Regions from separate parts of the Homo sapiens genome. Here region 2 is linked to region 1. Evidence: chromatin loops called from intact Hi-C (ENCODE). Cell type or tissue: dorsolateral prefrontal cortex. All regions are shown on one strand.

Evidence for each region. Peaks named below come from ENCODE experiments on the same cell type or tissue, not always from the same donor. Only the 100,000 strongest peaks of a DNase experiment are listed, where the experiment ranks them.
Region 2: it touches region 1 in a loop (4-fold over the local background); 34 of 110 quality-filtered maps call a loop at or near these places.

Annotation. Positions count from the first base shown.
Region 1 is chr22:22,343,457-22,351,456 of GRCh38, reverse strand. It overlaps IGL and IGLV9-49. Among named protein-coding and RNA genes, the nearest start is that of VPREB1, 100 kb to the right of the region's middle. In dorsolateral prefrontal cortex, a CTCF peak has its summit at 3,091; a DNase peak (open chromatin) is centred at 3,106; H3K27ac peaks cover 1,267 bases; H3K27me3 peaks cover 2,346 bases.
Region 2 is chr22:22,391,137-22,399,136 of GRCh38, reverse strand. It overlaps IGL, IGLV7-43, the pseudogene IGLVI-42 and the pseudogene IGLVVII-41-1. Among named protein-coding and RNA genes, the nearest start is that of ZNF280B, 110 kb to the left of the region's middle. In dorsolateral prefrontal cortex, no CTCF peak of the experiment used is centred here; DNase peaks (open chromatin) are centred at 1,596 and 3,796; H3K27ac peaks cover 1,002 bases; H3K27me3 peaks cover 1,480 bases.

The sequences.
Region 1 (8,000 bases):
CGCTTCTCTGTCCTGGGAAACCCTGAGCTCCTGTGTTTTCCATGTTCTCCACACCAGCTTCTCCTCTGCCTGTTGGGAGAAGATGGGCTTCTACTCAAAGTCAGAGTGTAAGCTTACATTTTGTCCACATTGTACACCGGTTAAAAGCAGAACAGTTACAAACAAGGATATTTTAAACACTGGATAGCATGGAAACTTTTGAACCATACAAATATACAGATACTTTTCTAATGAATTGTTTGCACCCATCAGCCAAATTTGACCATCATCAATGTGGTTCATCTTGTTTAATTTTTCAACCCATTTTACCCATCAGCTTACTCCCTCACTGGGTGATTTTTACAACAGATCAACGAAGCAGTAAAATACAATTGGTACATAAATTAACAAATATATACATTTGAAGTGTTCCGTAATTTTTGTGGATTAAAGCAACACATTCCAAGGACTCTCACATTAATTGATCTGTTCTGTAATCATCCATGTCTAAAGTTAATTTATTGTAGTAATTGGGAAACTGAAGGAAGCACAATGAATGTTAACAATTTGCAGATGCAGGACTCACAGCATTGCATATTGGATTAGAATATAGTCCAGTTGGGCATCTACATTCCTAATTATTTATTGGCTTTACCCAGTTCTCCTAGTGGAGAAATATCTCTTCTGTGGACACAGAGCTCACAAACCCATCCTTCTTCCTTCAAGAATTTCCTCATCAAAGTCTGCTATGGGACTTGGGGTTGATGAGTTTAATGTTTGAATTGCATTGATCATATGGATGATTTAAAGCTCCGTAATGAATATTGTGAAGGAAGGATATCTAATGTAAAGTTTCTTAGTTATATAAATATTGCCAGACATTTTCCCAACTCACCCATATTAGCAGTTTATTTGCTCTCGAGGGTTTTCTGTCCCCAGAATTTGCTTTATGATCTATTCGCTTCCTGTGGTTTCTTTTATCAGGACTGGGAAAGCCCATCGCATCCTCTCCACTTTCTCCACATGAACCCATGGGATCCAGTATATATGGATCCATGACAATCAGACCATAAATGAGTGAACAGAGGCTGCAATTGGCAGCTGCAGAGACCAGCTGGGCTTTCAGGTCTCTGGGCCATGGGGAGGTATGTGTGATATATATATTTGCATTTTTATATCCATATCCTTCTCCTGCTAACCAAATCCAAAGGCAAAAGTCATTACTTAGTATCTTCCATTGAATGAACTTGGAATCTCAAACACAAAATATTCAGAATTTTTAAAAAAATTATTATCTTGACCTCAGGTTTGTACCTCTTCCTGGGATTCCAATGTAGGTGAACTCACATATTTAATAAACATGTATTGAGTCTGTCCTTAGTGCCAGGAAGTGTTTTCAGCAATGACAAGACAGAAAACAGCCAATAAACAATCTCATAGAGGTTGGATCTCAGCAGGGGAAACACAGTGAATAGAGTCACTAACTGTAAAGAAACATCTTAATGTGGATGATCCCATCCTGACAAGTTAGTCATCCTGGGGATTTGAAGCCCATTGCTGACAGCTGAGAGACGTGCACTTCTATAACCCTGACGAATGGACTGACTTGTGCAGAAGTTGATGATGTTCTTTTTGACCATGTGTGTTATAAATAATCCTTCATCGACAGGATGGGGTCAATCTCCTTGGCCTCACAAATGGCTAGGATCTCACTGTAAGGGAGAAATAAAACAGCACATTCCCATCCTCAGGAAGAATTCCTAAGGACAATCAGACAACTGAGTGTGAAGAGGGAATTAGTCATCACATAACCTGTCTCTCTTGCTCTCTTTGTGATGGAGAAAGAGCAGCGGAGATACAACAGCCCTGCAACCCTGCCCTGGGAAGGAGACAAGGAAGAAGAGAGGTAAACAGAAATGTAAATAAGGATGCCTGGGCAGGAGCTGAACATCCCGTCCCTCACCCAGACACAGAATCCTGCCTGTCCACTGCTCTCCAGCTTTTCAATTGACCTTTACCCCCACACATCACTGAGGTGGTCACAAGGACCCTGGCACATAAAGACACCTCAGGAACCTCTTGCCGATGCTGGGCTTCAGCCCTCACTGTCCCACACCTCCAAATCAGGACTGCACAGACTGCAAATCAGTGTGCCCCCAAATCAGCTACTTCAGCACTGACACCTCCCGTCTCATGGTTTCTGACAGAGCTCTGGGAGGTTTGATCGTGAGCTTTAACAGCAGTAACAGCAGCCCCTTGAGTGTGTAGGGCATCATCCCATGTGCTCTACAGTGCTCTGTCCCGACCCTTAGTGCTTTTGCTCAAGAGAAAGTAAGCAGGTCTCTGTCCAGGTGTGAAAAGTGATGGTTCAAATAAATCTCACTGAATAAGAGGGAAGGGCAGCAATGAGTCCTGAGTCCTATGAGCTTTCCAGAGAGAAGAGGAGAGTGACATGCTTGATCGCAGCTGCAGGCTGTTGTCAGGTTTCCATCACAAGGACAAGGTCAGGGCCTCAACCTAGTGACCTCTTTCCTCTAGTCCTTCTCACCATGGTGTGGGTCATGCACATTCCTCCCAGCTCAGCTGCTACATCAGATGCTAGATACCTCATCTCTCATGTGCACAATGCCACTGCTTTCTAACTGGACCTTTTGCCTTCGCACTATCCCCTCATTTTTTGTCTTCCTTGAAGAAGCTGGACTTTCCTCCTAAATCTCAAACAAAAGGCTGTGTCTTCCTTGCTTACGACCCACTAAAGGCGTTCTATCATTCTCCCCCTTCTGGCCAGTGTCACCTCTTTGATACACCACAATATGCCTTATTCCCATTGACTTCTTGACTGTCTCTCTTTAGTTTGGTGTCAGCCCTATGAAGACAGGAACCTTGTCTGTCTTGGTAACTCTGTATCCTGAGCCCTCCCCATAGCCTGGCACATAGTAGTTGTTCAGTAGACAATAGGGATGATTAGACCTCTGCATTAGTGCATGTGCCTGAGAGAGAGCCACCTGGAATCTGTCCCTGCCTCCCCTGACCCATCTCGGGTCTGTCCCCAGAGCAGCCTGTTCCTGGAATCAAAGGCTTTCTGATTCTTTTGAAGCAGTCTGACAATGTGCCATTGCTAAGGGCTCCCTCTGTGGGCTGGCTCTGAAAGAACAAAGCTGCATTCTCTAGATCACTGTCCCTGACTTGAGTCCTGGGCACTGGTTAGTGGCAGCACCAGGAAACATACACACAAACGGTAAAGAGCCCAGTTGTCCTGACAGTGGGTGGTGCTGCAGGTAGCTCATACTCATTGGAAACCTGGTGTGCCTTTGTCTCAGTTCCCCAGACTGCAGCACTGTGGGGACCTCGATGGAGCTGCCTAAAGCCAACAGCAGAGATCAGCCTTGTCCTAAGCCTGTAGCCCAGAGATGCTCAGCAATGCCTCCTTGCCAGACCGGTAGCCTGAGATTCAGTCCTGGATCCCTGCAGGTGGATATTCGCCGCAGGATATGGATATAAATATATGGATCCGTACATATGTATCAGAGGTTTGGCGGCACTTCCTGGTCATTGTTGGTACCAGGACACAAGCCCAAGACCCTTATTGTTGCTGCTTCCAGTGCAGGAGATGGTGACTGGTTTAGCCACAGACAGACTGGTTAAACTGTTATATTAACTATTATCTATATAAACTATTATATTGAACTCCACTTAAACTCTTGTGTCTGAAGAGTGAACTCTATTTAAATACAGGGATATTGTTTGTGGTATCCTTGTAGTGATTCGTAAGATGCAGTACACACATTTATTGGCACTTTTTTTTCTAGATATCGCTGGCCTTTATATGACAATGTGCTGTAAATGAATAGTTAGGATCATCAGCCTAGAGTTGATAACTGAGCTTGGAAAGGTGAGGAGAAACTAACAAGAGTATATTATGTGAAAAACGCCTAGCACTGAGGACATAAGATATTATTGAGTAGTGACACAGTACCCCAGGAAGGACACTGAAAGGAAGAGTCTAATGTGGGGGGAAAGCAGGAGAGGCCACTCAGGGCTCTTAATTGTAGGCTTTGGGTCAGATCAGGCTGACTCTGATTCCAGCTCCCAGGACACAGAGGAAGAGGGGGACTGGGATAACACCGCTGTGCCCAGGACCCCATGAGTGGAGAATCTCAGCAGCAGCCCCCAGATGCCTGGGGAGCAATTGTGTTGGGATGAGAGTAGATGGGGCCTCACAGGGAATGTATGGCCAGAGGGAGAGCTCATTGTGCTGAGCCCCTGGGTTTGGTTGTCACTTCAGGAGGGGCAGCTGAAGAAGAGGCACCTGTGTGCTGGTGGTCAGTTGTGCTACGGGTTTCATTTCTTTTTTAAAATTTAAAAAATTGTTATGGGTACATAAGAGTTGCTTAAATTTTCACTTTTTGAACTTTCTCCATTCTCATTATTAACTGTGGGAAGAGGAGACTATGATGAACCTTTTTTTTTTAATGCTGCTTTTAAAAAATAAAAATGGGATCTCAGGCTTGTCTTGAACTCTTGACCTCAAGTGATTCTCTTGCTTTGGCCTCTCAACATGCTGGGATTACAGGCATGAGCCACCACGCTTGGCCTAAAATGTTTTGATAGAAGATGTCATAATTACTTTTTCTTCCAATATTCTTTGTTATCTTAGCCTTGTATAATTTCACATATTTCTTTGCAGCTATCTTTGTGACTTTTTTTTTTTTTGTAGAGAAGAATAAAGATAAATCATGTAAGATAGGCTTGTTTCAGAGAGGAATGAAGCTTGTCCCTCTAACACTCTTACCCTGCAGACATTCTTGCCCTGTGCCATCCATGCCCCCTTCTCATCACAGAACCTCCACTTCAGGGCCCTCAGGAGACCATGCAGAGTCCTGCGGAGTCTCTGGAGGGAAGATGCACTGTGGGCAGAGAGGTTGGTGCTTTTCTACTGTTGTGGTGCTGAGGTTTTCCTCCAGCAAACAGGAAGGCTCGGTTTTGGTACACTGGATTAAATTGTGGAGAAAGAACCTGCATTTACTGAGTATGAAGAGTGTTAAAGTTATGTAAACTTTATGTTTTGTATCATATTTTATAAATTAACTCAGTTTTGAGGGGTTTTAAAAATTTTTAATTTTTTTTAGAATTTTCTAAAATTTGGTGAGAGGGAGATTTTTTCTGTGTTTCCATTATGTTTCTTCAAAGCTTCATATGGTCCATTGCTATGTTTATCATTATACATAGGATCATTGTTATGTTGTGTCACTAATATCAAACTTTGCTCCTGTAATTAAATTCTGGCCTGCCCGAATCTGCGTGTGTGTGTGCGTAACTTTTTATTTTGCCACTCCTATAAATAACTCATAACTGTGCAATTGATGATAGATCTTAGTATTGTGCTTTATGAACACATTGTTATAATAACATGTTGGGTTAAAAATACAAATTTTGCAGCTTAGAAGAATATATGTGACCACTTTCTCTTGGGCCCTGGAGAACCAGCGTCAGGAGCCCGTGTTAGCCAGAAGCAGCAGCAGCCTCTGTGTGAAGAAGATGGAGATGTTAGGAGCATGAGGTGAGGCTGAGCCAGGGTGTGTGTGTCTGACGTCCCCATCTCTGCATGGGGTCCCCACTTGATTCTCACACTCTGTGCTTGAAGACAAGACTGCCCTCACCATCACAGGGGCCTAGGCTGAAGATGAGGCTCAGTATTATTGTGCTCTGTGGTAGAGCAAGCAACCATCTCCACAGTGACAGATGCAGATACTCTGATATATTTAAAAATATTTTCAGTATAGGTCTAGTTTTGTACTTTTTAAAGTAGGAGAGTTTATATGAAAATAACAGTATTATAAGCTGAACTTGTCTCTCTCTCTTTTTTTTTTCAGGTTCTCCTCTGCTCCTGCAGAAGAAAAAAAAAAAAAGCGTCAAGACTTCTTACCTACATTGGTACATTGGCACCCAAACAAGTTTATTTATTAAGAGCTTAATGGGGGAAGAGTTTATAATGTGTATATCTACAAGAATATATTTACCCAATGTAATCAACCAATGTAATTACCCAATGTAATATCAACCTAAAGAAACAAAGGGAAATATCAACCAAAATATCAACCAAAGAAACATAGGGAAACTGTTTAGAACTCACAGACCTAAACCTGGGGAAGTAAACCAGGGATAAGTCTGAGAGCCATGTCCTTAATGAGGAGGGGTCACCCTATACCTGGAAATTCAGGAGCTCCTCAAGAGTACAATCTCAAGAGAAAGAGAAACTCAACTTCCCTGAAGTTTCAGAGTTCAGGGAGTAACCAGCAAAGACTGGGCCAAGAGCAGGGACATGTATGGGCCAGGAATGGGGTTGCACATGCTAGACTTCTGCTCTAGTTGTCATCCCACCCAGCAACCCGAAAGGCTATTTGTGCTTAGGGGACAAAATGATTCTGTTAGCATTAAGAGGCCAGTAGAAAGGGAGGTATTTTCATTGAGTCTATAAACATAGACCAAGGATTGGGTACCAGAGGAGTTCAGGCAACAAGCCATGGTGGACACAGCCTCTGGACCTCACAGTTGGGCTGGGCTTCCCCAGGCTTGACTATTTTTCCTTCTGCCCTCAGGGAAAAGAAGAAGCTGTTCATGCAAATCTACTCCCTCCCTTCTGGCTAAATGAGACCCTACCTGATCACTGATTCAGGAACCCAAAAGGGGATGTGAGGACAGAGGAGGTTGAGGAAGGAGCTGCTCGAGTGTGGGCCCAGGAGGGTCCTCGAAGGAGCGGCTGTTGGGAACAGGCACAGGACCCTGCCCAAGAGGCTTTGCTGGACCCTGAGAGCACTAGGCTGCTGAGTTTCATCAGCGAGCACAGGGAGCAGCTCAGCCTCTGCCAGCCTGTGGCCAGTGGGGCTCACCCGGCTGTGAGCAGCCCCAAGGCAGGGCCTGGGACAGTTACCCATTGCTCCTGCTGGTCACAGCCCCATGTTGGTTGTCTACAAGGGTCCTCAGGCTTAATGCCTGGGAACTGGAGTCTGTAGTGGAGGTAGTCTTGAAAAGGGTTATTAACCTGTGAAATTTGACCTCAATCCAGGTATTTGTCATCAGAAAGCATTGCAGAGTGATTCCACCAGAGCTCTCTCCCTGCATGTGAAGGAATTCATTCTGTGAAGGCAGTGGGGGCCTCTTTCAGAATCTCAGATATAGAGCAGGCTCACATTCTACTATCTTTGGTGTGTGTCCATTCTCTCTTTCTAGGGCAGCCAAGCACATGTACCATGAGAGCTCTGTGCACATGGAGGTGACTGGAGATGGCTGAAGTCCACGTCGATTATGTGACACTGTGAGTCAGGGTGAAGGCCTTGTGTCTCCAGGGAAATTGTCAGTTCCCATCATTGAATAGGCAGCTCACAAATGTTGAATATGGACAAAGGTCGTGGGAGCTGGTGACGGTGATTTCCTGATAAACGCACCTGTGAGCAGTTCCACAACCTGGAAACTTCAATCCCATCAGGGGACAGGTGAGTGGCAAAAACCACAAATGTTGGTGTGCAAACTTCAATGTTTCAAAAGCTCTTGAGAAAATATTTACACACAGGGAACATATGCTGTGAATTAGAACTCCAAAATGTCTGGGAAGGTGAAAACTTTAAATACAGAGTTAAGAGACAGCCCTCTGAAATGTGAGTCAGGCCAGTGGGAAGGAAGTGTGGACAGAGCAGATCAGCCGGGAGGTTTTTGTCTCACTTCCCCTCTGCCTGTGTCACTGTGGGTTACACGAAGTTGCTCCCACTGCCATGGTCTGCCCCACAGTGGTAGTCACTCTCATCCTCTTCCTGGATGTTCTTGATGGTCAGGTACCGATTCAGGCCTGAGCCCAAGACTGAGAAGCGATCAGGGATGCCATCCCCCTTGGATCCCACAATCCCACCAGTGCCCACTCGCATCACAAACCGGGGGCCCTTCCCTGGTCTCTGCTGGTACCAGTCCACTTTATAATTACTGTAGCCGCTGCTCAGGGTGCAGGTGAGTGTGACCGAGGCTCCCAG
Region 2 (8,000 bases), 48 kb before region 1:
CCCAGAAACTTGTGCTGAAGGGGTGGAGGCTGAAGAGGGAAGACACATTACTGGGGAGACAGAAGGTTTTCCTCCCAGCTACCCACTGGCCTGCAGCACTGCCTAATCATGGATCCTTGGGTCTCAAGATGAGCGAAAGAATCAGCCTCATTCTCTGCCTGGAGCCCAGAGATGCTCAGGGATGCCATGATCCCCAACCTGGGACCTGAGAACTTCGCTGGGACCTGTGCAGACCAATGACTGCTGTCATAGATGAGGAGTTTGGGGACACTGCTGATACCAGGACACAGGCCCACACCCAGCCTTGCTTCTGCTTCAAGTGTGATAGATGGCGGCAGTTTACCCCACCCACAGGAACTCTTCACACCACTGAGTCAGCACAGACTGGGCCCAGAACCTTGACACCTGGACTAACAGAGGGTGAGAGAGGTGGGTCAGTTGAGAGGGCAGCATGCAGGGTCCTCGTTCCATTCACCCACAGCCCTGATCCCTAGCCCTAGTTACCTGTGCAGTGAATGAGAAGGGGGAGAAAGGGAGGAGCTCAGGCCTTGGTGGGGACCCACACACAGCTCTGCATCCTGATGACACTCAGCTGGGCTTGAGCTCCCCCAGTCCCTATTACTTTCGCCAGCAGCCCAGGATGAAGGAGGGTCTCTTCATGCACACCAGCCTCCTCCCCTGGGCTGGCCAAGTCCCACCCTAGGCCCTGACTCTGACCCTTGCCTAGAAAGCTGAGCCTGGGATGGGGTGGACCAGGGTGGGGCTGTTCTGTGGCTCCCTAAGGACCTGTAAGGACACAGCTGCTGGTCCTCGTGAGCAGAGGCAGAGGGCTCCAGCCTAGGCCTAGCAGGTGGCTCCCGTCTGGGATCCACAGCACAGGCCTCAGCTCAGCTGCCACATTACTTGCCAGAAACCTCATCTCTCATGTGTACAAAGCCACCATGTCCTAACTGGACCATCTTTCTTCACTCTGTCCCCTCCTTTTTCATCTTCCTTAGAGAAGCTGGACTTTGCCTCCTGAATCTCAAACCAGAGTCTGTATCTCCTTGCTTACAACCTCCTAATAGCTTCTTGTTGCTCACTGTCTTCTGGCCCATGTCAACCATTTTATACCTCACAATATGCCTTATTCTCATTGATTTGTTGGTGCTCACTCTTCTGTGAGGCATTATCCCTGTAAAGACAGGAACCCTGTCTGTCTTGTAAACTCTGTATCCTGAGCACTCTCCTGAGACTGGCACATAATAGGTGTTTAGTAGACAATAAGGATGAACAGACCTTTGCGTTAGTGCACATGCCTGAGGCAGACCCAGCTGGATTCTGTCCCTGCTTACCCTGACTCATCTTGAGTCTGTCCCCAGGGCAGCCTGTTCCTGGAATCAAAGACTCTGATTTTTTTGAGGCAGTCTGACAATGCTGTTGCTAAGGGCTTCCTCTGAGGGCTGGCTGTGAGAGAACAAAGCTGTATTCTCTAGATCACTGTCCCCGAACTAAGTCTTGGGCCCTGGTTAGCGGCAGCATCAAGAAACATCCACACAAATGGTAAACAGACCAGCTGTCCTGGTTGTGGGTGGTGCCATTGGAAGGTCATGCTCCTAGGAGACCTGGCGTGTTCTCATCTCACTTTCCCAGACTGCAGCACTGTTTGGACCTCCAGGGGGCTGTCTGAAGCCAACAGGAGTGATCAGCCTTGTCCTCAGCCTAAAGCCCAGAGATGCTTAGGAAGGGCTTCATGCAAGACTGGTAGCCTGAGCGTCTGTCCTGAATCCCTGCGGGCAGATATTTACTTCTATGAGTCAGAAGCTTGGAGGCACTTCCTGGTCATTGTTGGCACCAGGTCACAATTCCAAGAACCTTATTGCTGCTGCTTCCAGTTCAGGAGATGGTGGCTGGTTTAGCCACAGACAGACGGTGCAGGTTACCTGATGAGCCATGATTGCCCGGGACCCTGAGAGTCGGGAGAGAGACACAGGGTGAGGGAGGCAGCTCAGTGAGCCAGGGGAGCAAAGCAGAGCCCTGGTCCTGCCAGTGCCAGTCCCTGACTCCCTGTCTCCAGCCACCTGTGCCGCGACTGAGGAGGGTGAGGAGGAGGGGGTGCAGGCCATGGTAGAGATGTCTCTAGAGCTCTGCTTCCTGAGCCACACGGATTAGGGGGAACAGCCCCCCTTCCCTGGCCTCTCTTAATTGAGGGGACTTAATGCCAATCTATCCTGACCCCTGGCTGTGCCCCTCACATAAGTTGCTGAGTCTGGTTATTCTTTTTGAGGAGCGGGTGGTTGGGAGTTGGGAGAGTGTGGTCCATCACTGTCCAGGAAACCTGGAAGGACACAGCTGCTGAACCCAATGAACAGTAAAGGGAAACAAGGAGACAAGTGTCTGGTTTGCAAGCTGAGGCCAGCCATGAACTCACTTCCCAGGCCGCCAGAAATCCATGGGTCTCTCTTCCCATGTGATTCCTCACTAGATCAGCACATAAGGGAGAGTGCTGGAGTTTGGGAAGAATCAGTTAGCCTATTTGTGTGATTCACTGGATTCACTGGAAATGCAGAAAACCCCAGGAATCAGGAGAAAGTGCTGGCTGAGGTAAAAAAAATAAAAAGATAAATATAAAAGTATTAGCCAACTTTGAGCTTCTTCAGAACTAAGGGTATCAGAGAGTTTGAGAAGTACACTTCTAATACATGCCTGAAGACACTGTATGTAGTTTGGGGTATAAATTGTTCCTCGTACCTGAATCTCTTATGCTCTAACTAACATGAGCAGGAAATTTGTGTTTCTCTATTTTGTGCATTGGGAAGTCAGGAATAATGTACCCAAGGCTTTCCATTGAAAAGCACAGACATTTTCTCTGACCTCACAAAATCCACAGAAATGACCAGGAATGGTTTAATGACAACAACGTATAACATCATTGACTAGCAAACAATTGAAATTACCTAAAAGCTAGAATACTTCACTGGTACTCAGTTCAAAATGCAATGATCAACTATTAAAATATTTTATCCTTTTAAATAAATGGAACACTACTTACATTAACTTTAAATGACAAGAGCATAAAGGTGGATCAAACCAGAGGAATGAGCACCAGGTTTAATCACCATTGTGGAAATATTAAAAACAGAAATAAAAAATGCATCCAAATGAAGAAAAGTACTTATTTTGATTGCATGGGATAAGGTAGCTTAGCAGAGAACTTGGTGATTTTTAATACTTTCTGACTTTATATAATAGTCATGGATTGCTTTGAAAGTAACTCAATAAAATAAACTTTAATAATATACCCATGGAGAGTTTATTTTCTTTGCTCTTAGCTCAGAAAGCCCATCGTTTGAAGAAGCTTCTGTCTGGAGGAAATGCATTTAGACTCAGCCTTTAGATCTGATCCTGCTGTTTCTGGTTTTTTTTTTTCATATAAAACAAATAACTTTTGCTTTGTCTCATTCAATTACTGCAAATCACTCTCACATTTCCTCCACTTCAGGGCACAAGGAGGGATAGAAATCAATTCAGACCCTTTCCTTCCCCTTTCTATGGCTGGTCCACATGTAGGCTGTCTTGAGAGCTGGTGTGTATGATCACACAATCTCCACATCACAAGGGCCGAGGGAGGTTTATGTCTTGGTTCCTCTTATGAGTCTGTCACTGTGCTGAGCACCACCATAGTAGAGCAGGCAGTAATACTCAGCCTCGTCCTCAGGCTGCACACCTGACAGTGTCAGGGCAGCTTTGCCCCCAAGGAGGGAGCCTGAGAACCGGGCAGGGGTCCAGGAGTGTTTGTTGCTTGTACTATAAATCAGTGCCCTGGGTGCTTGTCCAGGTTTCTGCTGGAACCAGTTTGGATAGTAACCACTGGTGACTGCTCCAGTGCTGGAAGCACAGGTGAGAGTGACTGTCCCTCCTGGGGACACAGTCAGTGAGGGCTCCTGAGTCACCACAGTCTGAGAATTGGACCCTGAAACAAAAAACAGACACATGTTAGAAATTAGAAGGGCAGACAGAAGGATCCCTCCAAAGGCTGGTATTTGAAATCTCTCTTAACCTGGGCAGCAAGTGAGGAGGAACAGAAAGAGAGGAGTCCAGGCCATGGTGCTGATATTGGAAGGGACCCCTGGCGCCAGAGCTGGGGCTGGATTCTGATGGCTCTTTATCTCCTATTGAGCTCTCTCCATGGAGGGGGTGTGCTGTGTGCTGCTTTATGCAAATCTTTACTGCCTTTATCACCACCTGGGTCCACAGGCCTGAGAGCAGCTACACTGTGAGGGGCCAGCCCAGGGAGGCTGTGTGCTGTGGATTTGTCCTGTGGGAGGAAGCAGCTGCTCTAACATTTACATGAGTCAATGAGCACCTGTGCAGGGTTCATGAAGTTTGGACCTCTTGAGCTTCTTACAGTCCAAGAGACCCAGACCACCCCCTGGTGGCTTTCCTGGACTGAGAATGCGTGGTCTTTCACTTGTTTCACAAATAACTGTGGATTTATCTTTGGACATTGCCACAATATTTTCCAGGCCAATTCACACTCATTAATTGTCTATTCTTTGCTCATTCCTATTTGTGCTACTTTCTCTTGCTGTTGCTGAAATTCTGCCCCTGTGACTATAATTTGATATTAGTGTTACATGGTGTTCATTTTTATTTGAATGACTAAATTAATTGTTTTAATGACCTACTGGCTTTCTGTAACTATTTGTGTTGAGCCTTATATTGGATAAACAGCTGGTTTAAGTGAGAATTTTTTAAAAAATTTACTTTAGACAATTTTTTTTTAATGACAGTTTTACAGAAGGATTAAAAGATCCTGGGGTCAGTAGCTGTTGGCTTATGGCACAGAATATAAGAGTAGTCACTGGAAGTGGAAGAAGAATGATGATGAGCAGGGAGTCTCTCACAGTCTTACTCAGCCTTTTAACTTACAAAATCAATAAGCTATGTTCTGTAGCATCTTTGAGAGAACATTTGAGACCATTCAAAAACAACAACAGCAAAAGCCATTCAGTATTATTTCCCAGAACGTCTATATTTGTGAAAGACTGTACTGTTTCCACTGAAAAGTCTTGACAACCTTGTTTAAAATTATTTGACTGTATAACTAAGAGTTTTTTTTCTAGGCACTCAGTTCTATTTTATTTGTCAGTATGTATGTTACATATATACCACTCTGTTTTGATTAGTGTAGCTTTGTAGTATGTTTTGAAATCAGAAAGTGTGAGACCTCCAACACTGGTCTTCTTTTACAAGATGACTTTGACTGTTTAGGTTCCCTTCATACTCTATATAAATTTTAGGTTTAATTTTTTTCTATTCTTGCATAAAATATTACTGGAATGTTTTCAGAGATTGAAATGAATCTGTCAATTCCTCCTGGTTTGTTTTGCTAGCATAACAATACTGAGTTTTCCAGTATACGAACAAAGGATTTCTTTCCATTTATTTGTGTATTCTTTAATTTCTTTTAGTAATGTTTTATACTTTTCAATCTACAAGTCTTTCACCTCTTTGAATAACTTTATTCTTAAGTATTTTACTGTTTCATTTTTATTTATTTGTTTCTTTGAGACAATGTCTCACTGTCACCCAGGCTGGAGTACAGTGGCAAGATCTTGGCTCACTGCAACCTGTCCCTCCTAGGCTGAAGCAATTCTTGTGACTTGGACCCCTGAGTAGCTGGGATTACAGGCATGTGCCACCACAGCTAGCAATTTTATTTTATTTTATCTTGTAGGAACGAGGCTTTACCATATTGTTGAGGCTGGTCTTGAACTTCTAACCTCAGATGATCCGTCCAAATCAGCCTCCCAAAATGCTGAGATTGCAGGCATGAGCTACTGTGCCCAGCCATATTTTACTCTCTCTAATGATGTTGAAATTTGATTTGTTTTATTAATTTTGTTTTGGGTTTTTTCCTGTGTCCTTGTTTAAATATTGAAATATAAGAGATTTTCTAAGTATTGAAATATAAGAGATTTTCTTTCTTCTTTCTTTCTTTCTTTCTTTCTTTCTTTCTTTCTTTCTTTCTATCTCTTTCTTTGTTTCTCTCTTTCTTTCTTTTTTCTTCTTGAGACAGGCTCTTGCTTTGTAGCCCAGGCTGTCCTTGAACTCTTGATCCCAAGTAATCCTCCCACCTCAGCCTCTCAAAGTGCCAGGATTATAGGCGTGATTCACCATGCCCAGCCATGAGATGTTTTTACATGGTGATTTTGTATTCTGAACATTACAGAATACATTTAATCATTCTGACAAAAGCTGTTTTGTGGAACTTTTAAGGGTATTCTACATATGACATTAAATCCATTGAAAACAGAGATAGTTTTACTTTTTATTTCTAATTGTTATCCTGTTTATTTATTTCTCTTGCCTTATTGCTATGGCTAGGACTTTCAATACTGTTTTGAATAGAAGCAGTGAAAGTGTACATTGTTGCTATGTTCCTGATATTACAAAAACATATCTTTGGTCTTTAAGATTATGTATGATGTTGACTGTGGGATTTTCATAGATAGCTTTTACTATGTTAGGGTAGTTTCTTTGTATTCATAGTTCACTGAGCGTTTTTATCATGAAAGGGTGTGGAGGTTTGTGAAATGACTTTCTGTAGACAGGGTCTTACTGCTTTGCATCTGGAAGAACCACTCTGTTCTACACCCACCAAACCCCCTCCAATATATGCCTGGTGTTAGAGAGGAATAAATACTTTGTGTTCGCCTGGGACCAGTGGCCAGTGGCCACTCCACCAGACCCACAGCACTGGTCACCTGTGTGAGGGGATTGGGGAGAAAAAGAGGCCCTCATGGGTAGAACTGTAGACTCGGCTTCAAGCCATAGCAGCTGTTACTTCTGTATAGATGTTGACTGGGATGGAACTACCCCTGCTACCCTGGACTCAGACATGGGCGAGGGGTCCAGGGAAAACAGAGGCATGGACCAGAATCAGAAACAATAAGGTGAGGGGACGAGGCTCAGGCTCCTGTGAGTAGTTTGGGGTGACTGTTATAGCAAGTGCCCCATTTTCCCCAGAGTTGGTGGCTGTGCTGATGAGTCTCTCAAGGAAGCCAGTTTCTCCCTCACTCTGACCACCAGCTGCTGATGGCCCCTTATCCTGTAGATTGATCAGGAATGACTCCTTCGTAACTCCCAAATTTAGAAGACCAGCTAGACTTCTATGGGTGGCCTCAGAGTTTCCATTAATAGGTTTTAGATGAAAGGAAAGGATGTGCAATGGTTTCTTCAAGCAAATCAGTCCCCTCTTCTTATCCCCCAACCCCTTCATAGAACCTCAGTTGAAACAGTCACTGGAATACATTCCCCAGGTTGGGTGGAGAAGGCCAGGTTGATTGAATCTGGTTATTTGTGAGGACATAGCTGCTGAGCCCAGTGAGCAGTGAGCAGATGATGCAGGATGACTTCCCAGGTGTCAGCATCTGTAGACCCCTGAAGGACAAGCTTATAGCACCCAGTGCTGCCCCAGTTCCAGACCTACTGAGTCCTTCAGTTTCTCCCTGCCATTGTCTATTTTCTCCTTCACCAAAGATACAACTGTGAAGGCCCCTGTTAAGCTGCATTTGTACTTATTGCTCTGCACAGAATTCAAGTACCATGACATACCTTTCTGGTCTGTGCTGCTATTTTTAGTTAAATCCTGGAATCTTGGTCTTACTGAAGGAGATTCTCTGATAGACATCACAGCAGGGAGCCCAGTTTGGTGAAGGAGAAGCCACCAGAAGAGCAGCCTGTGCCCCAGAGATGCCTGCTTCTTCCACACTCAAGAGTATAGCCCCTATTCAGGCTGCCAAGTCTTGTCCTGAATACTCGGAGCTCTCAGGGTGGGGCTCCTCTTTCTCTCAGCCCACCCACCTTCAGAATCAAAGAACCCTGGAATTAGGTGTTTCACTGCACAGAGGGAGAGACAGGTTGAGTTCTTCTGTCTCTTACATGTTACTTATGCACTCCTGGCTTAAGCCCCTCTGTGTAGGGACCAAGGAGCACCCTTGCATCTTGTTTGGAAA